Regions from separate parts of the Mus musculus genome. Here all the other regions are linked to region 1. The links are chromatin loops, found by intact Hi-C in ENCODE. Cell type or tissue: heart. All regions are shown on one strand.

The links. Peaks named below come from ENCODE experiments on the same cell type or tissue, not always from the same donor. Only the 100,000 strongest peaks of a DNase experiment are listed, where the experiment ranks them.
Region 2: it touches region 1 in a loop (5-fold over the local background); 10 of 42 quality-filtered maps call a loop at or near these places.
Region 3: a loop joins it to region 1, with 5 times the contacts of the local background. A loop is called at or near these places in 2 of 42 quality-filtered maps.
Region 4: it touches region 1 in a loop (1.9-fold over the local background); 7 of 42 quality-filtered maps call a loop at or near these places.

What each region holds. Positions count from the first base shown.
Region 1 is chr1:121,323,329-121,331,328 of GRCm38, reverse strand. Insig2 (insulin induced gene 2) reads left to right here and starts at 3,305. Exons shown (of 6, transcript NM_133748.2): 1 at 3,305-3,638. In heart, a CTCF peak has its summit at 3,474; DNase peaks (open chromatin) are centred at 1,768 and 3,468; H3K4me3 peaks cover 2,267 bases; H3K27ac peaks cover 1,665 bases.
Region 2 is chr1:121,427,451-121,435,450 of GRCm38, reverse strand. Ccdc93 (coiled-coil domain containing 93) reads right to left here and starts at 4,384. Exons shown (of 24, transcript NM_001025156.2): 1 at 4,194-4,384; 2 at 805-918. The coding sequence starts at 4,235. It overlaps Gm35243 (a long non-coding RNA gene), which reads left to right and starts at 4,383. Exons shown (of 2, transcript XR_387343.4): 1 at 4,383-4,504; 2 at 5,222-7,843. In heart, no CTCF peak of the experiment used is centred here; DNase peaks (open chromatin) are centred at 3,890 and 4,370; H3K4me3 peaks cover 1,462 bases; H3K27ac peaks cover 1,037 bases.
Region 3 is chr1:120,117,122-120,125,121 of GRCm38, reverse strand. It overlaps Dbi (diazepam binding inhibitor), which reads left to right and starts at 4,026. Exons shown (of 4, transcript NM_007830.4): 1 at 4,026-4,177; 2 at 5,110-5,227. The coding sequence starts at 4,169. It overlaps 3110009E18Rik (RIKEN cDNA 3110009E18 gene), which reads right to left and starts at 3,935. Exons shown (of 6, transcript NM_028439.2): 1 at 3,905-3,935. In heart, a CTCF peak has its summit at 3,668; DNase peaks (open chromatin) are centred at 4,001 and 4,771; H3K4me3 peaks cover 2,465 bases; H3K27ac peaks cover 3,787 bases.
Region 4 is chr1:121,396,949-121,404,948 of GRCm38, reverse strand. No RefSeq gene overlaps it. Among named protein-coding and RNA genes, the nearest start is that of Ccdc93, 30 kb to the left of the region's middle. In heart, a CTCF peak has its summit at 4,486; no DNase peak of the experiment used is centred here.

The DNA.
Region 1 (8,000 bases):
ATTTCCTGTCCATTCTCCAATGTGATCAGCAGACTCACGCGCCTATCCCCTTGACTTTCCCACCATGACAGACTGCAGTCTTTCTTATGACATGATCTAAAATAAACTGATTTACCCTCAAGTCATTTCTTGTCAGGTATTTAATCACAGCGATGAGAGAAATAACTAACATTGCTATTACATATCAATTTAACCATTTATTGTGGTTCTCTCACTAGACTGTAAGCGCAATTTGTCCATTTACTTTCTTCTTAAGGTCCAGTGCTTGATGTCTAGTAGCTGCTCAGGTTACAGTTGTAGAAGCGATGAATGAACTAAGAAATGATTCATCCAATAATCTTAAAGAGGCAAAATTTCCTTTTAGGCCCCTTAAGTTATGTATCTGTGTTAGTCTGTTTTGTTATGCTTGCTATAATAAACTATCTGGGACTGGGTCCTTTTTATGGAGATTTTTACTTAGCTCACAGTTTTGGAAGGTCAAAGTCTAAGACACTTGGCCAGGCTGGTTGAACCTGGGGAGGGCCTTTTACCTATGAGGCAACATGGTAGATAATATAGAGGAGACACGTGTAAGAGGGCAGGAGCTTGCCGAGAGGCAAGAGGCTTGCTCTTCTTATAACAACCTGCTCTCTAATAATGAATTCACTCATACCAGTCTTTAATCACCCCATTCATGAGTGGAGCCCAGATTGCATAATTGCTGTTTATTAGGCCCTGCCTATATCTTAAAGGTTCTACTACAGTGGTTGATATCCCCATACTAGGGCAGATTTCCATAAGCCTGGCATTAGAGAAGCTATGGCCAAACAAAAGCAGTATTTCACATTAAAACCTCCAGCTTTGGCGATACAGACACATGACCCCTGTGACCCCAGCACTTAGGAGGCAGAGGCTGAAGGATCTCTACAGGTTCAAGGCCAGCCTAGCCTGCATAGTGAATTTCAGGTCAGCCCCTGCTACACGGTGAGCTCTTGACTCAAATATGACCACAAACAAACAAACAAACACTACCATAAAAGAAAGATAAGATAGGTTTTAGAATTTGGGGTTCCAGTCATTGAATAGAAAAACCTGCCATGTTCTTTGGTTTTACTGTCTCGATGCTTTTTATTTGAGTAAGATTTCCAAGTGCCAGGTTCTCAGAACCTTAACTGAAGTATCCGCCCACATACAATAATTACCATTAAGGCTGAAGATGTCTGCTAGCTGCTCAGGTTGAAGTTGTAGAAGAGATAAATGAACTTGTAAATGATTCATTTTATAATCTCAAAGAAGCAAAAGTTCTTACTGTTTTTTTTGCTTTGTAGAAGTAAATGAAGCTTTTAGGGAAGTAAAAGCAGCCCAGTGACTTCTGTGGATGTTTGCTTATATTTAGCTGCAGTGTTTATTCTTTCTAATTTGCCCAATGGTCTCTCTCATTGAAAGAACAAACAAGAAGTATTATTGGGGCAGGGCAACAGCAGAACTATCAAATCACTGATATTTCTAGTGGTTAAAAGGACTTTAAAAATTAGCAGGTTCACTATTTTACTTCATATCTATAAAAAGAAAAACCTAGAAAAAAAGGACCAATTGGACCTGACTTCACATATGGAGTCAGTGCTGAGACACAACTGAACTTTCAAAAAGTCTTCACCAGCAGTCCAATGGCACAGAACCAACTTTAAAGTAAGCCAAAATAAATATGATCTCACCGCCCTCTTAAGTCATACCCTGACATCAGTTTGTTCTGGATTTTCATGTTGCTGTGAAAAACAAATGCTTGGCAAAAGGACTTGAGGGAGGATGGGTTTATTTTGGCTCCCATTAAGGAAGGACACAGGCCATCACCATAGCTAAGGCATGGAGGCGAGAGTGAGGTCACACTGACTGAAGAGACAGGAAAGAAACAGGAAACTGAGAGGAGTGTTGATGCTCAGTGAGCTTTCTCTTTTTTATTCAGCTCTTGACCCCATTGGGGCTGCTCACATCCATGTGCTTCTTCCTTCCTTCTTTCCTGAAATGTTTCTAGAAACATCCCTCAGACATACACCCAGAGGTATTCCCATAGCGATTCTCAATCCTGCCAAGTTGACAAAAATATCATATCATGGATAATATGGGTTATCCCATGTGTATTTTTATTTTTCCTTATAAAACTCTTCATCTGTGCAGCATAATTAGCCTAGGCTTTCAATTACTATGCATAAAAACCTGCAGGAATTAAATTTAAGATTAGCTAGACAAAAACCATTAGAAATACATGAAAAGCCATATTATTACATGCTGAGTCTTTTGGTCCAAGTTTAGTTTCTCTTATTTTTAAGAAATAAATGTGTTGATAAAATGATCAGAAACTGTTAAAGATGCATCTGATTGTTAGTTCAAAGTAAATGAAAACAAAGGCATTTAACCAAATGACATTCTCTTGCTAAATTATAGCAATTACTTTAGGCCCATAGTTCCTACAAAACTCTCCTTAAGACCAATGCAATCAGACCACAAGCATAATATATTTTTGGCTAAGCTCCCCAAAAGATGATATAGTGAACAGCCCAGAGGTGGTAATCAAGCCACTTATTAGCCTTTAAAAACACTCTGTAGAGGAATGTAGTGGTGGGCAGGAAAAATGATCAAAACGTATTGTATATGTATGAAATTTTTCTTTAAAAAAAAAAAAAAAGAGTCCTTAAGGACTTCATACAATGCATTTTTATATTTACTCCCCACTTCCCTGACACATCTCCCGGATTCGCACTCCACTTCCCCACTCGAACTTCAAGTCCTTAAAATCTTCAAGGAATAAAGAAAACAAAACTTCTCTGTACCATTTTCCATCCAAAACAACAGCTCATCTGCACCATCTCCAACGTGCACACTATCCATTCTCTTAATTATGGTTTCCAGTTCTAAAAGGAAGGTCTTAGCTGGGCGTGGTGGCGCACACTTCTGATCCTAGCACTGAGGAAGCAGAGACAAGTAGCTCTCGAGGTCTGCCTGGTCTACCTGGGTAGCTTCAGACCGGCTAAGGCTACATACACTGTGTGACCCTGTCTCAAGAAGGAAGCGCTTTAAGTCAAATTTTGACAGTAACAGAGGTGATAAGGTTTTGTGTTGCTTGGTCTTTGACCCAAGTCTCTCGAGAGCTGATGCAAAGAGCTGCCTTTAATCCGTATTCAGAAAGGATACTGAGGCACACTCCAAGGCGGGAAGAAGTTGCAGGCGACAACCGTGGAGCCTGTCACCCGGCTGGCAACTGCGGCCCACGCAGAGGGTGGAGTCTCGGGCTGCGCGTGCGTGCGCGCACGAGTCCCTCACTCCGCCCACAGAGTCCAGATGCCCATCCAGAACCTCTGACTCCCGAGGGCACCAACAACAGCTGATTTCGCAGCCTCTCCTCCTCCCAGACAGGGTCCCCACCTCCTTCCAGCCCGGAGTGCCCGGCACACCGGAAGTCCTTTTGCCCCGTCTCCGCAGAGCGGAGGCAGTGCGCGCAGAGGCAACCGGAAGCTCCTCTGCCCCTACCGTCAGCGTGAAGCCGCCGGGCGGCGCAGGCGCAGTGCGGCTCAGGCGGAGCTGTGGGAGGGGAGTAGGTCGGGGGCCGGTCCCTGAAGATGGCGGAGGCGGGGGTGAACTGGGGGTCTCCGGGCAGAGCTCAGGTGAGCTTATTTGGCCGGGGACGGCTCGAGGACGGCGGTGGCTTTTGGGAAGAGGAGCTGTTTATGTTTTAACGTCGCAGGCTGGCAACACTCCTAGCTGGTGTTGGGGGATCCAGGACCCGCAGGTGGGGCCTGCTGGGGCGAGGGGTCCCCGGCTTACCTGGAGAGAGGTCAGCGAGATCTAGGGAAAAACCAGCGGGCTCATAGAGGGACAGGCTTTGGGGGATGCCGAGGTCCCTGGACAGTGGAAGACTGTCAGAGTGGAAGAAGGCTGGAGGACAGCGGAAAGGGCGACCCTGGAGGTCTGTTTGGGGACAGAGATGGGCCAGCTGTCTAGTGTACACCTGCCCGGACTCGGTGCCTTGTAGTCTGGGAGGAAGACTCAGGCTTGTATGGGAGATGGATGGAAATTAGGTACATAACCGTAGGAAGTTTAGAATCTACCGAAATAAGAGGACTCCTGAGTTGAAGAGTAGGGATTGTGAATCGGAAGTGAATACCTTTTAGGTATGTATCAGTGGGTGCTGCCAAGCAGTTGTTGCCAGGGCCTAGAAGTCGGTTGGTGATAGTAAGTGGGGCTTTAGCGTCGTTCTTTGGGGATGAGCCGGCTGGTAAAGGAAAACAGTGCTTTGCTGAGGATGGCGTTTAGGGACACGAAAGGAGTTAAAACTTAAGTGAAAAGTTGTTCACGGGTAGTGTGAACTATGTCGTTGGGTGAAATAGATACCCCGAAGTGTTTACTGTTTTGTAGGATTGATGAGGAAATTCTTGGAGAAAGAGCAAATTGAGTTGACTGTTGGGACACTTATGTTGGCTGGTTTCAGTGACCACAGCAATGAAAGACAGTCTCCAGTTCTGGATTAAAACAAAACAAAACAAAACAAAACAAAAAAAAAAAACCAAGGCTTCCATGCGGGGCTTCCTCTCTGCCCCCCCTTCCCCCCTAGCTTTGGGGTTTGGCCCAGACAGTGAACTACTGAATGAAAATGAATAAAGGGGTGTCCCCTGTTAATTAATGACCTGCGGGGGAAAAACAATGACTGATGTTTTCTTCCTCCATCGTTTTTTCTGGATTTGTAACCGCTGATATTACTTGTTTTCATAGTATTCAGCTCGCATCTATTATGAAATGACCAATCTATGAGTCGTTTTGTATTCGGGGAAATTTGATGCTTTAAAAACGGATAATTGTGTTTTAGATAGAGATACTGAAAAGGAAAAGATAAAGGACAGTTCAGTAAAAACACTGTTTTTATTGTGTGTAGAAAATTATCACCAAGCAGTAGATAACATTTTTTAAGGACTAAGCTTTCTGTGCTTTCTGTTTAAAGCAGTGCGCTGTGTGACTGCTGCTTGCTTAATGGTTTCTGTGTTTGGGTTTTAATGTGGGGAGAGAAGAGCAACGGCACTTTTTCTTCCTAGAGCTTCTAACGCACCTTTTGAGAGTCATATCTGTATGCTTTTATTTAAGGAGGGTTAAAGCATGTCATGGAATTGCGGTTTTGTCCTGCTGATGCGTATTCTGTTTTGTGAACGCCGTTCTAATGAGCACAGCATGTGTTAAAAAAAGGGTGGTGGTGGTAGTAATTTAACATTTTTATTTGTTAATGTATCTAACCCAGTCTCAGAAGAGAGATTCATCTGAGAATGCAAACTTACCAATGTGACACTAGTTATTGAAAAATGAATAATCCTGTTTGCTTGCAACTAAATGGTTAAGTTACTTGATTTACCAGGTGTGGTGGTGCGTGATGGATATACTAGTGCTTGGGAAGTAGAGGCAGGAGAATCATATCATAAGTTCACCGTCATTCTTGATTATATATTGAGTTTGAGGTCAACGACCTAGACAAAAAACAAACAAACAAAAAACCCAAAAAACAGAAGAAGCCTAAATTCCAGCTAGGTCTTAAGTTCCTATATTTCACTTCTATACTTTCTCAAATGCTTCTTACCTGAGAGCATGATCTTGATGGTGAACATAAACTTTGATTTGCTTGTGCTCTAGAATTACTTAGGCCTCTCGTCTATCTAAAAGCAATGCTATGAATCCATTATCACTATTAAGTCACATGGGTAGTATTTTTTCAGCTTTGATAATTTGTCACTGATCTAGTAGCTAAACTATGCAAACTGTTTTTCTGTGTTCATTCATGCACTTTATGGAAACTGTAGATCAGGGCTCAAGGTAGAATACTTACTGCATGTCCTCTTGTCAAGTGTTCTCTTAAATTGTAGAAAGCATTGTTTTGGAGTTAGTAGTTCATGAGGACATTAAAAATAGTTTCCTGCAGGGCGGTGATGGTGCACGCCTTTAATCCCAGCACTTGGGAGGCAGAGACAGGCAGATTTCTGACTTCGAGGCCAGCCTGGTCTACAAAGTGAGTTCCAGGACAGTCAGGGATATACAGAGAAACCCTGACTCGAAAAAACCAAAAAAAAAAAAAAAAAAAAAAAAAAAAGTTTCCTATGTGTTACCTAAGATGCTTGTGTGGTGTTTGTGCAGAGAGGTGGAAGGAACTCTGTTTATGGAGACAAAGTGGTTAGCCCAGACATGGCTGCCTGTTAGGTTGACTGGCCATCTTGGAAAGTTAAGCCAGGTTTGGAGGCTCAAGTCTAATCCCCACACTCTGGAGAACAAGGAAGGAGAATCAAGAGATTTGAGGCCAGCCTTGACTACATAAGTGAAATCCTGTTTCAAACAGGAAAAGAAAAGGACATATTAGCCTATCTGATTTCGTACAATGGGAATTAAAAACACTGGCCTATTTATTACCATTGACTCATTAGGAGCCATTGAGGTATTAGCTTAAAAATATATATATACTTTTTATGATCTAAGTTTTTCAATAAGATTAAAAATTTTGGAGAACCTAATTTCATTTTTATATAAGAATAATACTTAAAATATAGGTATATTTGTTTCAAAAAAGTGTTAATAGCTTAAGAATCTTTAAAGTAAATTATGCTGTATTTGTTCCCAGAGCCTTTAACATACCCCACACACCTAGCTAATGCTGAGATTATAAGTGTGCTTTTAAATTTTTATTTAAAAATTTTTAATTTGCTATGACTGGTCATCAGTGGTGGTGGAGGGGGAAGGGGCTGAGGTGGGGGGCTTGCATGAGACAGCACACATGTGGAAACAAGAGGACAACTTTGAGAAGTTAAATCTTTCCATCTTGGGATTTGATTCAGGCTATCAGGCTTGTATCACAAGCTCCTTTACCCTCTGAGCCATCTCCCCAGCCCATAAAACATAGTTTTCTTTGAAAAGAAACTTCACTGTTGTCTAGGAGGTAATGAATACTTCCCTGGAACTTCCTATGTGTTTGACCAACCAGATTATTGTACGTGTTTACACGTTAAGAGGACCCAGAAATTACTTCTCCCAGCCCAGATCTAGTTTTCTGTTTTGTTTTGAGTCAGTGTCTCATATATCCTTGGCTAGCTTTGAACTTACTGTGTAGCTAAAGACAGCCTTGAATTCCAGATCTTCCTATTTCCACCTCCCACGTGCTGGGATTATATCTCTGTTCCACTGTAGTAGTTCTTTCCTGATCTTGTTAATTCATCTGCAGACTGTGTGTGTGACGCTATTAAAGTGACTGAGAGAACTGTTAGGTTGATTGGGCCGGCCTGCATCCGTCCATCCCTCTCTCCCTTTCTCCCTCTCTCCCTCCCTCCTTTCCTCCCTCCCTCCTTTCCTCCCTTCCTCCTCCTCTTCTTCTTCCTCCTCCTCTACATTTTCCTCCTCTCCTCCACATTCTCCTCCTCCTCCTCTTTGTTTTGTTTTCTGACAGGGTCTCAGTAGCCCAGGCTGGTTTGAAATGTACTCTGTAGCCCAATCTGACATAGCGGTTGGGGTGCTTCTCCTCAGCAGATTTGGGTCACCACACTTCATCTGATGATGGCTCATTGTTGACTTTGGATACTGGAGACTTTTGAGTACGTGTATGAACTCTGAAAAAAATGCACACATACACATTTTTGTTTTTCCTTTGCGTGAAGCTCAAATACAGCCCGGAATAGATGGTCTCCTGGCTCCCTTCCAGTCCTAAAATTTTAGGACATTGATGTGAAGTTTTGTAGCCTTTATTTTTGTCCCTGGTAATTATATATCATTGTGCTATGATATAACCACACTTAGTCTTTTGGTTCTGCTTCAAATAAACATGAAACAAATGCTGTGTTATTTTTAAAGTAAACTTGTGGGGGAGAAGTGGGAAACTGAAGAAGGGCTGCCAGGAAAGGTCGAATAAACAGCAGTGGGAGAAAACACAAATAAACAGCCCAAAATGTCTGCAGTAGACCAGCAGAGTGAGAAGAGAAGTCTCCAGCAGTCAGCAGCTCCATTGGAGG
Region 2 (8,000 bases), 100 kb before region 1:
GCCATTGTCTAAGCATGCGGTTCAGGATAGCTATGAACTCAGATTACTTCCTCCACAGACTTTATAACTCCTTCCCGAAGTATATGTTCCTTAAAAGAGAAATGATTTTTTGTTCGTGTGTGTACATGTGTGAGTGTTCCTGTGTGCGTATGTTTGTGCACACACATGCATACATGTAGAGGCCACAGGTCCGCACTGGGTGTCATTCCTCAGGAGTCATCCATCCATCTATCTAGTTGAGACACATGGTCTCACTGTCCTAGAACTCATCAATTTGGCTAGGCTGGCCGGGGAGCCCCAGGGATCTGCCTGTCTCCACTTGCCCAGTACTGAAATCACAAGCATGCCACAGGTCTGGCCTGCCTGCCTGCCTGCCTGCCTGCCTGCCTGCCTGCCTTCCTTCCTTCCTTCCTTCCTTCCTTCCTTCCTTCCTTCCTTCCTCCCTCCCTCCCTCCCTCCCTCCCTCCCTCCCTCCCTCTCTCCTTTCCTTTTTTTTTTTTTGCATGGGTTCTGGGGATCCAAGTCAGGTCCCCATGCTTTCCCAGCAAGCACTTTACTGACTGAGGAGTCTCCCGGCCTGAGAAAATACTCTCTTGCTTGTTTACAGTCCCTAAAATAGTGTGCACAGTAATGGAACCCAATTGCATCTACTGACTTTGAACAGGAAATCCGAGTACATCCCCGAGGAATCTGGACCACGGGTACAGAGGAAGTAAAAACACAATCAGTTTATCCTCCGCTACCTTGAGTAACCGCGCAGTCCTGCAGAGAGACGGCACAGTGGCTATCGAGGCTTTCTCTTACCTTGTCGAAAGGAGACAAGCCTTTAATTCTTGCTCTGAAATAGCCAGCTGCGACCAAGAGCTCCAGGATTTCAGTCAGCTTGACATTCTGTTCTTCGTCTTCTCTCGTCTCCACCTAGAACAAAAGGGATGCACGTAACTGGTAAAGGCCATCTCCACTGAACGGAAATGAAGTAAATCCTTCCGCTGCCAAGAGTCGGATGTTCATATTAGCATGAGGACAAGAGTTCAGATTCCCCAGAACCCATGCAAATCCTGGGCAGGCATGGTGGCCCACCTGTGAGCCCAGCACTTGGAAAGCAAAGACCACAGGCTAGCTATTTATAGCTAGACTAGCCCAGCTAGTAAACTCTAGGTTCAATTGAAAGGCCTTGCCTCAATGAATAAGGTAGAAAAATGGCAGAGTAAGACAACTGATGCCAACCTCAGGTGTCAATATGCACTCACATACATGTGTATTCAAACACGTGTGACCATCTATACACACATATGAACATCCATATACACACGCATACAGGCATGTCTAGACACCACACATGCAAACACACACACACAGGTAAATAAGACAGAATTCCTTCGAGTATTCAGCCATCATGTGTCATAAAGATACTGCCAAGAAGGGGACACTATAGCCCAGAAGGACAATCTCCCACCTCAATTCATTGCATATAGCATCCCCACCGGCTGCCTGTCATTTCAGGATGTACAACTGTATTTTTGAAATAGAACCAATGAAATAAGTTTTTGGCCTAAGACACTGAATGGGGATGTTTGATTCCAAATTCACTTTACACATTAACGCGCTTACACAGAATGGAAAGTGGTCATGTGCTGATATGCAGAGAACAAAAAACCATCCTTCTTGAAACCATAAAACCCCAGCACACTGGATAATACCTCCAGTTACTAACGTAGGACACTGGAGGCCAGAGACGACGGTTTAGTGGTTCAGGGCACATACCGTTCTTCTAGGGGACCCAGGTTCAGTTCCCCAAGCCCACACTAAGCATCTCACCACCACCTTTACTCATCTCTGGTATCTGCCACGCTCGTCAGGACTTCACAGGTACTCAGATTCACTCGCACATACAGACACATGGACATATACGTAAGTAAAGGGAAATAAATTCATAACCAGAGACTGATAGAGATGGATCGCAGAGAGCTCTTAAACAAGGCCAGAGAAGCTCCCATCTGCCCTGCACTGTAGCTCTCAGAAGCTGGAAGGGTCTAGCTATTGCTTTCTTTCATATACACACAAAGGGATTCAAAACCTGACCAGCAGGAGTTAACTGGATTAGTGAGAGCCAGGTGACAGCAATTTTGTTTTGTCTTTTAAGAAAGGGTCTCCTGTGGCCCAGGGTTGGCCTTCTCCATTCCTCTATGTGGACAGTGACCTTGCATTCCTAGTTCTCTTGCCTCCCCAGTGCTGAGATTACAGGCACCCCACCCTCACTGTTCACTGTGCTGGGGACAGAACCCAGAGCTCAGGCACATATGTAAGCACTCTGCCCTAAACCCTCGGTATTTGGAGCTTTTCAACTTTATACTCATGCTAGCTTTTAGCCTTTATATCTTTTTTTTAAGTCTATATCTGTGTGCACACTATAACAGTCATTTTGGTCTTTCTGTGTTTTGCTTTTTCTTTTTTGAGACAGGATCTCACTATGTATGCCCACCCCTCTCATCTCCCTACCCACAGCTGCTCCAGAACTCACGATGTAGAACAAGCTAGAAAAGAGTAACAAATCAGACCCAGCCTCCTGGCTATCTATGAGGAGTCACACCTACTCATGAAAGTGGTGTGTTTATTACTTTTAGAAAAACTTCCACTAGTTTGAAGGAACTAGGGTAGAACTGGAAGCCCTACACAGGACTCCATAGCAGACGGCCAAGAAAAGCCTTAAAGCTGCAACAATAGCCCAGCGCTTGCCTCACGACATGAGGATCAGAGTTCAATCTCCAGGACCCATATAAACACACCAGCCATGGTACTGTGCACTTGTAATCCCAGGGACAGAAAGATCCCTGGGTCTCACTGGCCAACCAATCTAGCCTATTGGGAAGTGCCAGGCCAATGAGTACTTGTCTCAAAGGAGGTTTTCAGCATTCATGAGGGTGACATGGGAGGCTCTATTCTGACCTCCACACATGCTCACATATGCACTTCATCATACAGAGAGAGACAGACAGAGAGAGAGAGACAGACAGACAGAGATTTTTACATGGCAAAGAAAATCTGAACTATTACAACCCAGACCCCATGAAACTTTACCTAACCCAGGGCCACACATACCCACCCTTCATCACCTGGACACAGAACACTTCGACTCTGTAATGAGTAGGATGAAGATGTAACAGAAGGATTTGTGAGGGGCACGGGGAAGCAAGATCGGCGCAGCTGAATAAGAACGGGCACTAGGCACAGTGTCAAATAGGCACACCACACCTCTGCCAAAGCCTGCCTTCCAGCCTTAGAAAGAGATCCAGGTGCCTTAGAGGTGTTCCCTAATTCTCTCTGGAAACTGGGACTCTTCTCTAAGCTCAGAGCTTTGAGTAAAGCAACTAGGAGGACAACTGGAAATCCCACAGCCAAGCTCTAACGGTAGCCCACCGTTAGAGAGTGGTTGCACTTTTCTTCCCAGCCTACGTGGTAGTCCTGTTCATAGGATCGAATGAGTACTGGCTGAGTACTCGACTAAACCATTTCTGAAAAGGTCCTCCCTCCTTAGAACACGCAGCATGTTCCTGTCCCGACACAGGCACCACAGGAGAGAGTGTCCTCAACTCTGTCATCACCCTGATGTGCGCAGAGCTTCCAAACTTCCTTCACCCTCCCCGGCCCGTGGGACGGGGGGAGGGGCAGGAGGCTACAAGCCGGGTAGGTAGCGTGCCTTCCTGACAAAAGGGAATGAAAGGCTGGCCACATGGGTCCCGCAGAAGGTGTGTGTCCCAAGGTCACCGCCCCCTGCACACCGGGAGCAGGACAGTCCCACCGCTCATCTCGTGACTGCTGAGACTCCTAAGCGCAGCAGCCTTGGCCCGGGGGAAGCCAGTCTCGCAATGTGAGGGGCCTCCAGACAACCCGAGATAGGAATTCCCGGGGACCTCGTGATGTGTGAGGTTGCATCTGGGCCGGGATCTGGATGTTTCCTCTGTCCCCAGAGGACCCAGGAACCCTTAAGTTTGCACCCAGCGACACGATGCACCCTGGCACGCCGGGGGACCAGTCAGCTGCCCCTCCAGGGTACCTAGGGCCCGCCTTGGGACAGACACACCTGAGCAACCATAGACAGTGTCCCCGCCACCCCAGGCTGGTCCCTGCCCGCCGCCCTGGGCTCGGCCCTCTCTCCCCAGCAACCCCAGGGTGTCAGGGACAGAGGTCCTCACCTCCGGGAGTCCCTGGCCCTCTGGCCCCTTGGGTAACCCCATGATCCAGATGCGCTGATGTGGAGCCGGAGAGAGCGGGCCCTACAACCGAACTGTGATCCGGGTGGGGTGCAAAGCGGAAACTTCCTTCACAGGAGCTGACACTACCACAGCAGGTCGGAGAACCGTGGCCCCGCGGAGCATGCGCACTAGTGCTGAAGCGAGGAACCACTGCGCCTGCGCAAGGACAGCCAGCACTGCTGGGCGGGGCTGGATCCCGAGTAACCGATCCTCCCCTCAGAGGAGGTGCTGAACTCAAGATTCCTCCTAAGGTACTTTTTCTTTCTTTTAAAAATGTTTCTCTTTCTTTTTCTTTTTTCTTTTCCTACTTTTTCCTTTCTTTCCTAAGTTTTCTTAAAATGCTTTCTTATTGTTCCTCTTTTTTTCTTTTTTTTTTGTTCCTTGAGACAGTGTCTTAGCCAGCCTGGCTTAGCACTTCCTAAGGATGACTTTGTTCCCCTATAGTTTATAGGAATGCGCCACCATGATCAGTTCCTTTTTTTTTTTTTTTTTTTTTTTTTCGTTTACAAAGTAGCACGTTTCCTTATGGCATTTTCATATATCCTTAGTTTTACTTGAACACCCACCCTCTTTTCTCTACCATCTCCTTGCCGGTCCCTTCCCTTCTTAAATCCTTCTACCTCTAGTATTTCTCCCTTCAACTGTTATATCACCAGAGTTCTTTTAACTATTCCCACTTTCTAGTTTCTTGGCCTTCACGGAGCTTCTTAAAAGCTATTTCCCTGTGTCGTGAGGATCTCTTGCCTTCTGGCTCCCTTTCCTTTCCCTGGGTATCAGATTCTGAGTTTGGTTCTTTCCAAGCCTGGCTTGGACAGCTCCCAGCTCCTGAGTCAGTCCCAGCTAAGACCCAGTTCCAGCCATGTTTAACACACTCTTGTGCCAGCTATTAACATGTGGACCTGGGGACAGAGAACTCAAAAAGAGATCATTACATTTGTTCCTTCCTAGTCTCTGCATTTTATTTCCAGGAAAATTTTGTTTTGGAAAATAATCCTCACCCATCTCATCCTGACACCCTGCATCTTTCTGGGGACATGTTTTGTAAAATGCAGAGTCCGGTGATCACATACGATTAGCTGCTGTACCACTTATGCAATGTGCCCCTTGTCTGTCCCAGAGGATGGCAGCTATACAAAAGGGTTGTCTTTTTCCTGCCAGCCCAGCACCTGCTGCAGAACAGCTTACCAGCCTATTTTCATTTTGTAAGAGATGGAGGCAGAAGTGACATGAAGTCTTCTGCTGTAGGAGAGATCTTTACTGAAGGACGGGTGGAAAACTGGAAAAACATATGCTTCTTGCCATTAAAGAGGTTTTGTGTTTGCTTCCTTTCTTCCTCTTAATATCTCTGATAACTTTTGATTGTTTTTTCTTAGATTTATTATTTTATTTTAGGTGTATGACTGTTGTGCCTGTATGTATGCCTACATACCATGTGCATGCCTCTGGCTCAAAGAAATTCGAGGGTATGAGGTTCCCCTGGTACCTGAATTACAGAAAATTATGAGCTATCTCATAGCCACTGGGAATCAAACCTAGGTCCTCTGTAAGAGCAGTAAGAGCTCTTAACTACCAAGCCATCTCTCCAGCTTCTATGATAGCAATTCTTGGGACCATGACTAGGGCAACTCTTTTTTTTTTGGGGGGTGGGTCTCTGTATAGCCCTGGCTGTCCCAGAACTCACTCTGTAGACCAGGCTGGCCTTGAACTCAGAAATCTGCCTGCCTCTGCCTCCAAGCTTTGGGATTAAAGGCGTGTGCCACCACGCCCGGCCTCTAGGGTAACTCTTATAAAGGAAAGCATTTCATTGGGGCTGGCTTACAGTTTCAGGGGTTTAGTCCACTATCATCATGGCAAGAAGCATGGAAGTATGCAGGCAGACTTGGTCCCAGAGGAGCCAAGAGTTCTACATCTTGATTTGTAGGCAGCAGAAGACTGTGTGCCACACTTCATGTAATTTGAGCATAGGAGACCTCAAAGCCTGCTTCTACCATGTCACACACATTTCCTCCACCAAGTCCACACCTATGGCAATAAGGCCACACCTAATCTTGCCACTCCTTATAGTCAAGCATTCAAAGAAATGAATCTATGAAGGCCATTCCTATTCAAACCACCACAGTCTGAAATGAACTACAATCCAGAAGTAGAGAACACACCTGGGAGAGATTTTTCTGCTTGGTCTGAAGTGGGTGAATCCAGTTCCGGTCCAGACCTTTGAGACAGGAAGACACAGCCTTTGACCTGGATCTTGAGGCAGGAAGACACACCTTTAGTATGGGCCACGCCTGTTGCTGGAAGTCTATATAAAGACATAGAAGAAAGGTTTCTGGTTTTTTTGCCTGACTGTTCTCTCACCATGCTAGCACATCCATTTCTTCACTGTCATTAGAACCTACTCTGGGACAACATGTAAACTGAAGACCAGCCGAGACATCCAGCCTTGTGGAACCGAGCAACTTCTGAATTCTTGAACTTTCTGTTCACAGCCAGCGGTTGTTGGATTAGCTAGACTGCAGCCTGTAAGTCATTCCAATAGATCCAATGACTCTCCACAGAGATTAGTTCTATAAGTTCTGTTACTCTAGGGAGCCCTGACTGGTACAGCTCCTATACCTGAAGTCTTCAAAAACTTAAATACGAAGTAAATGTTTGTCCGTGGAGAACTTTGTATTTTGTACTTTGGGGTTTATCCAAACAGAACAATGGCTTCTCTGGACGCAGAGCACACAAGTGGTAGGAAGAGTCTTAAGAACTTCCTGCCCTGACTAAAGGCTGAACCCAGGCTATAAAGTGATTGTTTTGCAAGCATTCAGATCTGAGGATGATCCTCAGAACCCAGTGGAAAATTCCAGGAGCGGTGGAGGTGTGCTTGTATTCCTCTGTTGGGGAGGCAGAGACAGGCCGACCCCTCGGCCTTTCTAACCAACCAGTCTGGGATGAGCAGTGAGCTCCAAGGTGAACCAAAGGAAGAGAAAGTTTCTTGAGCCCCCACATAACGGGAGAACAAAGTGAGGTGCTGAGAAGAGAGCTCTCCCCCTGGGTTAGAGCTCTTGCTCTCACACAGTAAAACTCATGTCTAAAGGGCCCATCCATAACTCTCCAACGACCTCATTTTTATAACCCTAAAACTTTCCATCGCTGACTTGATATATACTGAAAATTGTAGCCATGTGGGGTCAAACATGGACCGCTGCCTCAGGACAGGTGAATTTAAATACCCGGTTGTAGAGTAGCCCACGTCAAAGGTGTCGAGACCTCGGTTCCCCGTTATAAATGCCTTCACAATGTTTTAGATAAAAAACAAAATGTGTTATGTATCTCTGTGTGGATTCGAGTACATGAGTGTAGTTGTTTTTGGAGTCCAGAAGAAGGGATCAAAACCTTTGGAGCTAGAGTTACAAGTGTTTGTGATCTGACAACTACCAAGAGCCAGTTTTCTAGCCACCCTTTCCAATGTTTTAAATAAACAAGAGTAGCTAACTGTATTATTTGACTCTCCTGGACAGTGTGTTCTGCCTTGAGTTCCTGCCCTAACTTTCTTTCATGATAGGCTATAAGTTGTAAAATGAAATAAACCCTTTCCTTCCCAAGTTGATTTTGGTTATGGTGTTTACCACAAAAAACTGGGACTGTGTGTGTGTGTGTGTGTGTGTGTACCCCATGTGTGCGGGTGTATATGAAGGCCAGAAGAGGACTTCCAAGCAATTATGAGCCTCCTAACATGGGTTCTGGAAACAGAATAAGTCA
Region 3 (8,000 bases), 1.2 Mb after region 1:
TGATACCTTCTAGACTCATAACCACGAGGACAAGCTCCAACACTGGCAACTCCTACTGATGGGCTGAGTCAGTCTGCCTGATAAGTTGGCTGGGTTCCCCATCTTAAATCCTCTGCTTCCAAAGCTGGGAGCGTGACCAGGAGATTGCATAGGCCTCTGGCCAGAGTTCACCTTGTTTGTTCTAGCCCACGATCTGATAATCAGTTCTAATGAATTCACTTGGTTTCCAAGTTGGCAGCTAATTAAAAGGAACTTTTTGAATTTCTTCTTTTTGCCATTTTTTTTGTTGTATTATGTGTATGAATGTGATGTATGCTTTGTGTGTGTGCGTGTGTGTGTGTGTGTGTGTGTGTGTGTTTGTGTCAGAGGCTGACATTAGATATCTTCCACAATTGGTCTCCATCTTACTCTTTAAGACAGTCTCTCAGTAAACCCAGAGCTTATAGATTGACCAGCATGGCCATCAAGCAATCTCCTGGGATTTGCCTGTATCAGCCTCCCCGGTGCAGAAAATACATTTTAACAATTACATGGGGCTGGGAATCTTAGTTCAGGTCTCTGCAGAGCAGACGCTTTACCAACTGAACCATCTCCCAAGGCCTTTTCATTTGCTTTCTGAGACAAGGTTTTAGTGTGAGGCCAGGCTGTCCTCAAACTCTCAGGGATGCTCCTGGTTTGGTCTCCCTCCTCCTGGGAGCTCAGTGGGTGTCATTACACCTAGCCAGAAGGAGCAAATCTCACAGAAAAAAAAAAAAAAAAAACCAGGCACTGTACTCAGTCAATAAGGATTTGTTGAGTTCTTAAGAGGAGCAAGCATGAAGAGATGGTAGGCGGCCAGTGCATGGTGAGCTCTGCTCTCCTTAGCTCAGGGACAGGAGAGAGCAGACAGTAGAAACATGACATCATAACAAGAGTTATGATGAGAGTCCTTCATGAGGACATGAGCAGGCTGAGGACCCCATCATTACTCAAGATTATGAAAACCAATGACCTTTTCCAGTTTTGCAGAAAGTTGTAAGTCAAAAAACTTCATGACTTGCCCCAAAGCATTTTTTTTTATCATGTGTGTCCATGGACTGTGTGTATGCATACAAGCTCATGCATGACACAGCACACACATAGCAGTCAGAGAGCACTTTTGTGGACTTGGTTGTCCCCTTCCGCCTTTATACGGGTTCTGAGGGTTACACTCACATTGTCAGGACAGCAGGGCAAGGGATCTCCCGGCTGAGCCATCTTGCCAATCCCTGCAGTTTACTTTTAAAAATTAAATTCCAAATGCTGAAAAGGCTCAGACAATAAAGTGCTTGCCACACAGGCATGAAAATCTTTGAGTTCAATTTCTACAAACCATGCAAAAACAGTCAGGCATGGTGGCATGCAGTACCTGTGCTGGGGAGACAGAAAAAGAAGGGTCCTTGGGGCTCACCGGCCCAGACAGTCTAGCCTGCTTACTTGGTAAGTTCGAGGACAACGGAGTCACTGTCTCCAAAACAAATGGAAGGCACTCAAGGAATAATAGACCAAGTTTTTCTAAGGCCTCCAAATGCCATCCTAGCTCCCTGGGGAAGAAGCACGAAGGGCAGGCTTAGCAGTGACGTTCCCATAGCTGAGACACCAACAAAGAGTTGCTGAGCAGCAAGGGAAGGAGGCACAAGGTGTGCTGAGAAGCATGGCCTCAGGCTCTCTGACACGGTGCCTGGGAAACTCTACAAGGATACCTTCTTTTGTCCCCTCTGGCTCAAGAGAGCTTAGCTCCCAAGGGTCCACACCCTTCAGCATGTCCCTCACCTCCTTGAAATAATTTTTGTACCCTCATCTGGAACCACTACCTGGAATTAATAAAGTGAGTTATATTCCTACAAGCAACCAACAACTCAACCTGGAACTACATACAGACTGGCATACTACATACATACAGACTACATACAGATAACGGCAACATGCCCACGGATCCACTGACCGCATGGGAGTCCAGTCAAAGCTCTGTGGAGTCACTTCCTCTTTCAGAAGTGACAAAGAAAACATCGACATTTTTTATACTTCACAGGCAATTTCTCCAAACTCACCTCCAACATTTTTGTTACTTTTGCTTTCTAAGCAAAGTGACTTACAAACTAACAAATCTACCTGTGTTCCCTGCAATTAAAGTTCTCCTTCCCAAACACTCCACAAAACATGACCGAAGCTGCTGGTGACATCTGAAGGCTCGGACTTAAGTTTTCTACTTTTGCGGGGCTGGGAATGGAACCCAGGATCTCACATATACTAGGCAGACAGACTCTCTCCAGCACCGAGCAGCAGCCCTAGCCCTGCCTTTGCAAACCACTACAGCTGTGATGAGGGGGCAGGTAGACAGGGTGGCAAACTGTGGCCCAGGCCTCTGGCCACACATTAGGAAGTGAGAAGAGACTATCTCCCTTTTGTAATGACCTCCAGAGAATTTTCTATCACCCCTCTCTTTCACCTTTGTATCCATTGCCAGAAAGTTCTTTCAGCCCTCTAAATCCTCCCGCCCACTTGTGCTGTCGCCCTTCCTCCTTCTCCCATGGAGCCAAGGCCCCTATAGCACCATCACCTCTGTTGAAAAGTCCCCTCCCCACCCCATGACTCCATCAGAATGACTGCCTGCATGCCCAAAATGAACAACCTCTGCCATCACCTATTCAGCTTACTTCGTTCTTACTTCTGCAGCTCTGTCGTGTTTTACTTAGTTGTACTTCCTCATTGCCCCGCTGTAGTCTTTTGTCCCGGGACACATATTCTTGGATTTGAATGCCGTCTAAACTCAACCCTCTGAACCTGCTGTGCACTCCTAAGCATGTTCTCCCTAACACTCTGGGTTTTCTCAATTTCTCTGACCTCCGTGTCTAGCTTAAAAGGCATAACTTAGGCAGAGGCAGGCGGATTTCTGAGTTCGAGACCAGCCAGAGCTATACAGAGAACCCCTGTCTTGAAAAACCAAAAAAAAAAAAAAAAAAAAAAAAGGCAAAACTTTTCCCCAGTCTCCTCTCCCCAGTGGATGTCAACATTTTCAGCTTGTCTGTCCTGTGGGTTTTTTACCTCAAACTTTTAATATAATTGTCCTCAAGCTTCCTTCCGAATCAGTTTTAAATTATTTCACTAATGAGACTAAGAATTCAAAGACCTCAGTGTCCACAGTAACTCCTGCTTACTCCTGCTTCTGCTAGAATGCTCCTTCCGACTTGCAGGACTCGCTCAAACAGCATCTTCTCCCCAACCCCTCTCCACACACATCAGTTATAACTTCCAACTCTTTACTTTTTAAACTAAATCAACTATGAACCCACTATAAGACGCTGCAAAGTAGCAAAGATTCGTCTGTTTGTCCTCTGCTGCGTGTCCAAGGTCTAGGAGTCGGCAAGCATCAGGTCACGTGTTTAAAAACCATTTGAAAAGTTATTCACTTAACCAAGGCTCGATGGGCACCTCTTCTTGTGCAAGTTTGTTATATCACATTGTCTCCGCCTTTATAAAGCACTGATGGAACACAAGACTGCGTTAGGGGTGCAGGACCGACAAGTATGGGCAATGTCAAAGAATATGCCAGAAGTTCAGAAGAAAAGGCCTAGATATGGACTTGGTCCAGCGGGCCACCATTGCGCTGTGCACCGGGGATTCTTCCCTGGATTTTCCGAAAGGGGTCGGGGCATCCCATTTTCTAGTCGGATAATTTACTCAACCAGCGATGCAACTTCCGGCCTCTTTCCAATCCGCATGAGAGTTAAAGGGAAAGAATCATACTGATTTCTGCTCTCCTCCCGCAGCACCCCATTTCACGCGTTCTCAGTGCCTGCTAGCTCCTGCCCAACTGCCCTGACGGAGAATGTCCCGTCCGTCCCTTCCCCCACGGAAAAAAAAAAAAAAACGAAACGCGTCCCACCTGCTCCCAACGTGCCCCGCGGCTCCTCCCCGCGCGTGCGCAATAAACTCCCTCTTGGGTCCGGGAAGGGTTGGAGCGCTCCGCTAGGATGGACACGCCCCCGAAAGCAGATCCGACTTCTGATTGGCTGCTGCCGCTCGCCCGAGCTCAGTTGGAACGCCGGGGTTGTGCTTTTAAAGGCGCTAGCTGGTGCGCTCTGTGACTTGATTGCTGCTGCTTCTGAGCTTGCTCCCGCGCTTTCGGCATCCGTATCACCTCACCAGTATGTCTCAGGTACTGCGTGTGCCCCGCCGGGCTGCGAAGATGCTGTGGGTTTGGGGACAGCCGGGTCTATTTCCTCAGATATCCCGCAGCTCTTCTGGGATCCGAGCCCAGCTCATAGCCTGGGGAGCGGAACTTTTTCCCTTGCAGATATGTAAAACTGCCACCCACGCCGGAACTGCCAGAGAGTTGCCGGTGGGCTGAACTCCTGGGTGAAGCAGGAACAGGGTCCTCGAAAGAAAGATGGGGCGTAAGAGGGAAGGAAGGACAGGGAAGATTGAATCCCACACTGGGAAGAACCGAATGGAATAGAGGGGCACTCATACAGGCCCTGGCTGAAGAGCCTGGAGGTCGGGGAAGGTATTTAGTCTTGTGCCTGGCCTGCCCCTGTACAGAAGAGATGTGAGTAGGTGAGGTGGTCCAGAAGCCTTTTCCTTCCCTCCAGTGGAGACCACTACCGAGGACTGAGCCCTGTAGGGCGATCTCTGACTCCTCCCACTTGCCTCTCCCTAATCTGGGCACTGGGACAGAGGTCAACGCTGAACTCCAGGCCCCTGTAGGAAGGGACCAGCTGGCTCCAGACACTGGATTCCACCGCATTCCTCTCCTGAACTCTGATCGACTGTTTTGATCACACCACGTTTCCCCTTACTGCCCAGTCAATCTCCGCTGATCATAGGTCGGGCTTTACTGGAACCCCAGCAATTGTTGGATCTGGGCCAGTGGTGGCCCAGGCAGTTAGTTGGGCAAGAAAATTTTCAAGGGCGTGCACTTCCACTGTGAGCCAAAACTATTCCCAGCACTTGACACAGTGCTGTAACTGCTTGAGTGGACAGGTGGGCCTTAGGGAATCCTGGCAAGAAGAGGGAATATGGGAGGCATCCCTGGGCCTCTCCCACTCAGGCAACCTACATCTCGTTCCTCTCCCTCTCCCTCACTCTTAGGCTGAATTTGACAAAGCCGCTGAGGAGGTGAAGCGCCTCAAGACTCAGCCAACTGATGAAGAGATGCTGTTCATCTACAGTCACTTCAAACAAGCTACTGTGGGCGATGTAAATACAGGTATGCCCAGCTTCTCATCAGAGCGGGCCAAGTTGGCTCGGCAGCCCGGGAGTCTGAGAACTTCGCCTTCCGACTGCCAGAGGCAGGCTGTGATGACAGAACATTGGTATGGAGACCTTAAGCTGAGAGATTGTCACCTGCAAAGACCATCTCCCTAAACTCTTAGTGACTCTGGGAGCAGAGTCAGTGTGGGTTTACAAGGACTTTACTGATTATCTCAGCATCTACTCTGAAGGCAGCAAAGGCTCCAGCCTTGTTGCTCAGCAGTCGCTTTCTCGAGCCTCCCGTTTCCATCAGATGAACAGGGTCATGGAGTGCTTGGCCTCTTTCCCAAGCCGAATAGATGAGCAGATACATCATATCTGGTACCCTGGGGCAAGGCAGAAGTGCTGCTGGCCCAAGTCTGCCCTATCCAGGTGACTTTTCTCCCTATCCAAAAATCTTGGGCAGATTTTTCTTTTTTGCCAAGTATTGTAGGTTGATGGGCCAGCCTGTCTCTGCCTCTCCAGCACTGTTATAAGCACAGGCTGCTGCGTGGCCTTATATTTGTTTCCCTCCCACATGGGTTCCGGGAGTCAAACTCACACCCTCGTACTTTACTGGCTGGCCTGTCTCTCCAGCCCCTTGGTATAGCTTTTGAAACTATGCTGTGGGTTACCTTAGTCTATGATACTGTCTTTTCTGTGCCTTGAGCAGTGGCTATAGCCTGAGATAGCAACACAGTGTGTTCCAGCAAGGACTCATGACAGCATAGAAGAAAATGTATGCCTCAGTCACCCACCAAGCATGGCCTCCAATTCCACTGGAGCTGGAGTGGCTAGCCAAGCAGGTCAGAGATTTGAGGGCTTATAAACATCCAGGAAGGAGAAGCCAGTGGGAAGGGAACAGAGAGCTGTGGATGCTTTCTGCTAGATAGTATTTTCCCAGAGCCTGGCCTCTAGCCACGCTATTGGTACTTGCTGGAATATAAGCATCAGTAGACTAGCTTGGAATCCACCCTTGCCTGGTCAGGGAACCGGCTTGTTTGTTTGTTTGTTTTTTGCTGTACTGGTTCAATACAACAAAGACTAGCCACAAGTGGTTATATGGGTTTTAGCTGAAAACAGCTAAACCTAAGTAATGCCAAAAGGCCAGTCTGTAGCTATGCAAGCTGTGTTTCAAGGGCTCAGTGGCCACAGGGGGCAAGCGGCTTCTGAATTAGACGTTGCAGGGATCACCGAAATGGCTAGCAGGTTCTCGCTGCCATGCCTGACTATCTAAAGGAGCCACTTGGTGAAAGGAGAGAATTGACTCCCAAAAGTTGTCCACTGGCTTCCACACCTGCACAGTGGTGTGCACACTTGGCGTGTTGGCAAGTATACGCTTCCATCTAAGGAGAACTTCCTCTGAGGCAGGGAGTCTTCCTCTGAGGCTCTGAGGGTTCCTTTGCAGTCACAGTCTTCCAGTGAGGTTCCTGGAACTTATTTTTCTCAGACTCAGTGCCCCAAGCTGCACACTCTGCAGTTTCTGCTCCTAGCAATGAAATTGTCCCCCAAGGAAGGATGGTGAAAGGCCTTTCCAAAAGCAGGTGCTCTGGAAGCAGCGTGGTCCTCAGACAAAACCTCCAGATACAACAAGAAGGAGTCCAGCGATGTGTGGAAATAGGGCCAGATTATAAAGACAAGTACAGGCAAGGACGGCAGAGCCCCACCCCCACCCCCACCCCCTCAGATAATAGCAATGTAGCTCGAAGGGAAACCAGCAAGCTGAAAGGGGGATGGGGAGAGACCCTAAAAGCTCTCTTTAGATTTGTTGTTGTTTTAATTTCATGTTCATGTTTTAATTTCAATTGGTGTATTGCCTGCATGTCTATCTGTTTGAGAGTTATCAGATCCCCTGGAACTGGAGTTACAATTGAGAGCTACCATGTGGGTGCTGGAAATTGAACCTAGGCCGTCTGGAAGAGCATCCAGTGCTCTTACGTGCTGAGCCGCCTCTCCGGCCTTATTTTATTTTATTTTATTATTTTATTTTTTCAGAATGTTTGGATTCTGAACCACACGAATGGGTGTTTGTTTATTTATCTTGGTTAAAGTAGAAGTTTGGTTTGGTTTTGAGGATTTTTAGTCTTTGCACTCCCCCACCCCCTATTTTGTTTAAGACAGAGTCTTATGTAGCCGAGGCTGGCCCAGATTCACTATATAGCCAAAAATAACATTGAATTTCTGATCCTCCTGCTTCCACCTTCCAGATATTAATTCCCATGCCCAGTTTATCTGGTGCTGGTGCTAGGACCCAGGGTTGGGAGCATGATAGGCAAGCGCTCTGCCAACTCAGCCACATTCCCAGCCCTTGTATTACTTAATATTTTTCTAATTTTGAAACAGAATCTCACTAAGCCACTCGTTCTGGCTTTAAGCTCTCTGTAAGGCAAAACCTTGAACTTTCCTTCCTCCCGGCCCCACAGCCCCTGGCATCATGGGTGTGTGAACACTATGCCTGCCTATTTTTCTTTTATTGTATTATATTTGATTTTTTGAGATAAATCCTCATGTAGCCTGGGCTGGCCTCAAGCAACACTGTGTAGCCATGATGACCTTGAATTCCTGATCCTCCTGCCTCTACTTCCTGAAGTGCTGGGATGATAGGCCTGTGATGCCATGCCCTGTTGATACATGCTGAAGCTCACCAGGGCCCTGGACATGCGAGGGAGGCTTCTGCCGACTCAGCCTCATCCCCAGCTCCAAGGAAGAATGGGTTTTTTGTTTCTTAAAGTAAAACACTGGGTTTTAAA
Region 4 (8,000 bases), 74 kb before region 1:
GTGGAGTAGTGGCACACAGTCCTTGGTGGTAACCAATGGCTCTCTAACTGGACTCAAGACCCTTTAAAAAAGAGGGAAGTCATGCTTAGTACGGAAACTTAGTTTATTTCTCAATACTAGTGAAGTCATGGTTTTTGGAGGAGGATCTGCAACCACTAATTTACTAAGCCAGCATAATCCCTAACAACAATTTATAAACACTTGTCATTATACCCACAGTTACATTCTTCATTCATTATCAAGGAAAACTTCTTTTTGCAACAGAGGCCACTATAGAAAATACCAAAGTCAATCAAAATGCAGAGTTGTGATGCCCAGGCCCAAAAGATACATTTACAAAACACTCCCACACCCGAGGCTCTGGGAACATTTCGTATGAGGGAGTGAGAAGATTGTAAAAGCCAGCAAAGAGTTTGTTGTGAAATTGTGTCTCTCAGTAATATTAGAAGCTACACTCATAAAGTCTCACCATCATGACTGTCCAGTTATCTGAACAAGGATGATACTAATGAACATGCCAAAGTGGATGAGGGGAAAGCCCACAAGGCCTATGATGTAGAATTGTGTTCATGTCTGGTATAGACAGCTGTGTATGCCCTGATGTTGAGAGCTCCATACACGTCAGATATGGAGAGCTCCATACATGCTGATGTGGATGGCTCTCTCTCTCTCTCTCTCTCTCTCTCTCTCTCTCTCTCTCTCTCTCTCTCTCTCTCTCTCTCTCTCTCCATACATACATATATATATATATATATGAGGCTGTAAAGATTACAAGAGGCAAGTCCCTAAGACTCCACAGGGCCCTTCAGTGCCCTCCCCTTCGCCTTTGTAAAGCTGCATACCCATCCTCCACACCTGTGCCCTCTCTCTCTCTCTCTCTCTATATATATATATATATATAGAGAGAGAGAGAGATGATTAGATGATTAGCATTAGTGGGCAGAGCACTTGGGTGAGGCCTGGCTTCTCAACCCAAACAGAGCATAATGAGGCCTGTTTTTCCTGCTTCTTAAATATCAAGTAGCTTTCTCTTATTACCTGGTACAGATGCACACAGGGAACGAGATTGTATGGTAGTCCACATCCACTTAAGCTTGCCACATGAGTTGCCACAGGGACATTCCTTCTGCGGTAAAGCTTGTTCCAAGTCTTACTTGGGCCGTGTAGAGCTGATTCCTGGTCCTTGGGGTAGTGCACAGCCCACCCCACTAGTCCTTCCACTTAGAGCAATGTAGCTGTGAGCCTGAAAGCTAGCTTCTCATAAGGTGCCTGCCTGGTCCTGTCCTTCCACTGCCTCTGAAGGAGATGCCTAGGATCCTTACCAGTACAGAAGGCCAATGACCTGCCCTGAGGATAGGAGATATAGGGTGGGCCCAGTCACTTCAGCAGAGCCTTTCAAACTGACTCTCTGTCTTCTACCTTGAACTTTGTTCTCCAGCTGCGGTGTTTCTGCCTGAGGCTGTAAAGATTACAAGAGGCAAGTCCCTAAGACTCCACGGGACCCTTCAGTGCCCTCCCCTTCGCCTTTGTAAAGCTGCATACCCATCCTCCACGCCTGTGCCCTCCACCACACAAGTAGAGCTTTTCCATCTGATGGTGCTCTATGTGTACCCAACAGGCTCCTTTGCCTTGGTCTCATTGTCCATGCATGTTAAGATAGATATTTGTGTGTGTGCTGTGTGTACAGGTGTGAGGGCACATGTGTGCATGTGGGGGCACATATGTACACCTGTGTATAGAGGCCAGAGATCGAGTCTTAGTGTTTCTCCGACTTATATATTGAGGCAAAATCTCTACTTGGGGAGTAGAGATTGGCTTGGCTGACTGATTTGGCTAGTTTAAATTAGCCATCTTCTCCAGGAATCCCTTGTCACATGCAGGTGTGTGTGTGTGTGTGTGTGTGTGTGTGTGTGTGTGTGTGTGTGTGTGTGTCTGTGTGTGTACATACATGCATTCTGTAACCCACTAATTATAGTTTGGTTTCATGCATTCAACAGAGTTCTGGCCTTAGGCTATACCGGGCTTCTATTTTTTTTTTTTTTTCTGTCAATGGTCTCTTGTCAAGTATCTTTGTAAAAACTATTTCCCGTGATAGCTCCCACTCCCCACCCAAACCCTGAAACTGCTTCTTCTTTTAGTGAAATTTGATGGAATTTAGTCTTCAGACCTCTTGGCACATTCAGTGGCCATGTTAATGGGATGCTTCCCAAACCAGTTTCTCTGTTTGTGTCAACAAGGGCTCTTTGTCTCAAGGACCAGAAACCTAGTTTTAGTTTAAGGATTACAATGGGCTGGGAAGGTGGCTCAGTCGGTATGGTGTTTGCCTTGCAAGCATAAGGACCTGAGCTCTATCCCTAGAACCAGTGTGAGATAATTGGGTGCCATGCCTCATGCTTGTGGTCTTGTTGGTTGAGAGGGGAAAGCAAGTTTGCTCACTGTCCAATTAGCCTAGCCTACTTGGTAAATTCCAGATTAGTGAGACATCCTGCCTCAAAGAAGAACAGAAGCAAAAGCAAGGTTGTCCAGTGTTCTCCACAAGCATGCATGCCCTTGTGCCCCCGCCCCGTGTGTACTTGCATAAGCACAAGCACACACTCAAAGGAGAAAAAAAATCAAAACAAGGGGGACATTATTACCTCATTTATTGGAACTGAAGACACTACCAGATGCCCCAAACTTCTCACTCAGGGTGTGCTCTCCTGTGCATCTCTGTCTGTTTCCTTCCACATTTATCTTATTCTCAGACAGTTCCTATCTACCAGGTGATTACTTCGGTGAGCCTTTAGCAATGCCATGTCTTACTATTCTGGAGGAAGAAGGTGCCTGGTCTCCTGCAGAGTGTTTATCATTTCCTTACTGTATTCATCTGTCTATCTGGCCCACAAGCTTACGAGGAATCTACTGTTTCTATCGATGGGATTACACATGGCTATGTGACCATGCCTGGCTTTATGTGAGTTCTGAGTGTCTGAAGTCCTTATGCTTGTGAAGCAAGCTGTTACCACTCTGCCATCTATCCTGCCTTGTCAGTCCTATTTATGCTTGCTTGTTTGTTGGAGCATGAACCCTAGGCCTGCTTTTGGAACAACGGTCCTATATTTTTATTTTGCATCATGGAACCCACCCTACATCAGTCACTTACTCTACTGCTGTCCTGTATCCCAGTTTGTTAGAAGAGCATCATGATAGCTTCTCTATCATTAGGTATTGGCATGATACGCTGTGCTCGGCCCTCTGACATCACTTTTCTAGGTTGTGTGAGTAAGCACAGAGTAAGTCTACAAATGACTTGAACCATTCAATCTTAAATTCCCTTCTGTCATAACTTCATGTGTGAACTAGTTCACCTGTACTTTTCCTGCTTCTGAGAGTGTGTATGTGCATGTGTACTGATAGTTGTGTGTGTGTGTGTGTGTGTGTGTATGCAGATGTTAGAGAGCAATTTTGAGTGGTGCTACCCATCTTGAGTTCTAAAACTTAGTCACTCATTGACCTGGTACTTGCCAAGTAGCTTATGCTGGCGAACCAAGAATCCATCTGCCTCTGTTTCCCCAGAACCGGGATTATAAGCATATGTCTCATTGGCTGGCTTTTAAAAATGTGGATTTTAGGCATGAGGATTAGGTTTGCGGCAAACACTCTTAATCTTTCCAGCCCCTGGTTGCTTTTTTGTTTATTTGGATTTTTGTTGTTGTTGTTGTTTGTTTTTGAGGCAGTGTCTCCTATAACTCAGGCTGGCTTAGAACACCCTATGCAGCTGGAACGTGCTAGAACTCCTGATCCTTATTCCTCTGCCTCTCAAGTGCTAGGATCACAGATCATAATGCTTGGCTTATGTGGTGCTGAGGGCTTTGTGCATGCTAGGTAAGCACTCTACAAACTGAGGCACATCTCCAGTTCACAAGATGACTACAAAATACAGGAGGATATATACAGGCTATACACAAACACTATACATGATTTTACACAAATGATTGGAGCATCTCAGGTGAAGGAAAGAGGGACAGTGACCTAGGACCAAACTCCCATCGCAGAGGGATGGACTACTTGTATTTCAGTCTCATTTTGTTGCTGGGTTCATTCAATTTACTATTCAGAACTTGTCATTGAAACTAGCAGGAACTAGGCTGGCACAGGGGATTAAGGCAGTTGGTGCTAAGCTTAACAACTGGAATTGGATCCTTGGGGCTCATAGTGAAAGGGGACAAGCGATTTCTTCAAGTTGTTATCTGACTTCCATGAAAAATATATTGTGGAACACACACGCACACTCACACTCATGCAAATGAATACATACAAAAATAAATAAATATTTAAAAAATTAAGAAATGACCAAAATGTCTTATTTATTCAGAAACAACACAAGAAAAAAAATCAAGAAAAACATTTTCAAGAGAACACTGTTGATCGCAATTAAAACTCTCCCAAAAGCAAGAGGTAAGGGAGGGGAGAGGGAGACAGGAAGACATATTCTACTTCTGAACAACAGATGGCGACGGAGCTAAGCAAATGGAAGACATTGTTCCATGTTAGTGAAATCCTGTCAAGTGTGTGGAAGAAGCCAAGCTATAAACAACATATGGGAAACAATGAATATTTTAATTAGGTGTTAATAACCGAATATTGAATCCTTGTCTTTCTACCTAATTCACAACAGTGTTATGATGGCTAATTAATAAGTGATTGTAAAGGAAATGATTCATTATTTGCTGCAATAATTAGACCAGTTGACATGCTTCTAATCGTGAAATGATTTTTAAAAGTAAATGGATACAGAGCAAGTTAGTTTTCTGTAGTTACAGGAACCCCACAGTGCCTGTTTGAGGTGATTTTTATTGCCACTTTACATCGTTTGGGTACCAGCAACGATTCGTTGCATCATTTCCTTCTCGAGATAGAATCAGGTGTGAGTATTGTCTTAACAGATAGCCTGTCACATACACTTGAAATTATGTATATAAGAGGAAACAAGAAAGCCTGCTTTCATGGGGGAACTTTTTGGAAAGATATCAACCATTGAGCAAATCAAAACAAAACCCTAGCCCAGAAGAGAGAGAGAGAAAAAAAATCCTCTCTCCAGAGTCCCCCATCTCTAGCGTCTGATTCTCATATATAAAAATAAAACTAAAAAGCAAGTATATAATCCCAAACTCCTCCCCCTCATTCCAGATTTCAATCCTCTTTGAAGTGCCTCATGTCCTCAGGACATAATGAAATGCCTTGCACTGGAAGGAAGCCACACAGATACATTTCAAGACCCCTCCCTTCTCTCTGCTAGTGGCAGAGCTAATGCAGTTTACTTATTAGATGAGTCGCCATGGATACTGATAGACTCAAGCCAAGTCTACCCCACTGAGGGGAATTGGAGAGTTGAGGCAATTAGCCTCATAATTTAAATAAACAAAGTTCCCCTCGTTTTTGTTTCGGTTACCTGATTTTTTTTTTCAAATGAATGTCTAATTTTAGTTTTGAATTATTAGAGGTGGTTCTCGCCTCGGGTCTCTTGTTAAATTAGCTGGCAGAGATCTGGATTCCTCTACCCCAAGCGAATGAGCTTCCTGAGCCTCCTGCTTTATCATTCCCAAGCCTTCCTAGCCGGCATTTTGGGAAACAATGTGAATAACTGCAATCCGGGATGAACAGACTCTGCAAGACCATGCAGATCTAGAAACGGTTGCTTGGAGAGACAAGATCCTTTAATCTGACGAAGACATTCATAAACCCATGTCCTTCCTGACCCTCTGGTCTCCAGCCTGTTGTGCTCAGACCACATGTTTCTACCCTGGTCTTAGGCCAAGCCACAGACTACAGAGACACTTCCAACTGGGGATTTTAGGGCTGGTCTTGGCTGCTTCTTGCAATCCCATTTTTCTTCCCAGGCCGTGTCCCACCCTTGCCAGTATGGACGCCTTCATCGGGCTTTCTGCTGAGACAGAGGAGTCTAAAACACAGCTATCACTCCCAAGTAACAAGGCTTCACATGTAAGTCACTACCCACATCCGTCATCTCCATTATTTAGTACTCCTTGTCCTCATCCTGGATGGGACTAGCTACAGCAGGAGTCCTGATGAGTGTGAACTGTGTTGTTTTGCTTTGTGCATACGTATGTGTGTGTGTGTGTGCACGCATAAATGTGCATGTTGAAAAACATACGAGCGCCTCCTTTGTTGTTCGTGAGATGATATTCCCCTTGTTATTCTGAGGCAGGGGTTCTGCTCTGGAGCTGCTCTGGAGTTATCCAAGTAGGCAGGGATCTGCTGGTCTTTGCCTCCCCAGGGCTGGGATCACAAGTGCACACAACCTTCCATGCTTGTATTTTGTTTGTTTGTTTGTTTGTTTGTTTTGCATCCTTTGTTTCTTTGTGCTGTTTTATTTTGTCTGTTTTGTTTTGCATGGGTTCTGGGGTTCTAACTCAGGTCCTGCTGCTTGTAAGGCAAGCCCTTTAGTGGAATCAATCATCACACTGGGGCTTCCATGTTGCTCCTGCTGTGCATTGGCATGAGAGTCTCTCCTTCACTCTCGCCACTCCCTAACACAGAGCTTGCTCAGGGTGACTCAGCATTGAGAGTTTTCTGGCCATTCATCACTGACAACCTATATCCTTCGTCTTTTTCCTTTTCTCTCTTCTATTTAAGATTTTAAATTTTATATAGTGCGAGGATAGGTGAGGTATGTTTGCCTGTGTGGGATGGTCCAAGGACAACTTGTAGACGTTGGTTCTCACCTTGGGCTTTGCAACAAATGCTTATTCACTGAGCTTTCACTGGCTTCTTCTCATCCTAGCTTTTTAGATTCTCCTCCTGGAAGGAGAGGCTGTGATGTAGGCAGAGGCTGTATCCCTTAGGACTGGACGGTGTGGTGTCCAATAGTGGTAGGGCTCTAGCTAGAAGTCGATCTTGGCATCTTATTGGCATGAATTTGACTCACCCTTAACTTTCATATTTCTTACCCTTCCTGAACTTCATTTTTTTTTTTTTTTTTTGGTTAGGTACTAGATTGATATGTCTGGAAGAGGCAGAGTAGTTATTGGAAATAACTTACACAGGGTACCTCATAAGAGCTTTACTAAGATAGTTTTTATATATTACTTATTAGATTTAATATTTATATAATCATCTTAAATATTTATTTTTATTTTATGTATGTGATGTTTTGCCTGAATATACGTCTATGCATCACATTCATACAGTGTCCTCAGAGACTAGAAGAGGGCATCGGGCACCCTGAAACTGGAGTTGCAGTTCCTGTTAGCCACATGTGCATACTGGCATTTGAATCCAAACTCTCTAGAGGAGCAGCCAGTGTTCTTAATCACGGATACATCTCTCCAGCCTGAATGTTTATATTTTGATATAATAAGAGCTGACAGTCAAGTATAGAACTGTCTGTATGCAATAAGAATGTGGGTATTCTAGTCTATTACTTTGTTCCTTATTTTCCTTTCTCTGCTCTAGCAAGGCTTTACATTTCAGTACTCTATTTGTGTGTGCATAAATGTGTTACTCGCAGGGACACATGTGTGCATACGGAGACTACAGGACAACTTAAGTTCCTTCAGAACACCACCCGCCTTAGTTTGAGACTGCACCTCTCAACGTCCTGGAGTTCTTCCAGTACACTAGGCCTGCTGGCTGACTTTCAGGTTCCCGTAGCCCACCTATATTTAGCCTCTCATATTTCTTTATGGCTTTGGGATTTCAGCCAGGCGTGTGTGTGTGTGTGTGTGTGTGTGTGTGTGTGTGTGTGTACATGTGCACACGTGTGTGCAGATGTGTATACATGTGGAGAGAAGAAGTCAACGTCTGGTGTCTAATTTTGTCACTCTCCACCTTCTCTTCTGGTAAATTTTTACTGAACCCAGAATTCGCTGGGCTAGGCGGACTGGCCAGGAAGCTCTTAGAATCCCCATCTCCACCTACCAGACGTGGGATAGCAGGAATGCTGCCATACCTGGCCGTTTTTCACCCATGGATCATAAGGACCTGAACTCAGATCCCCA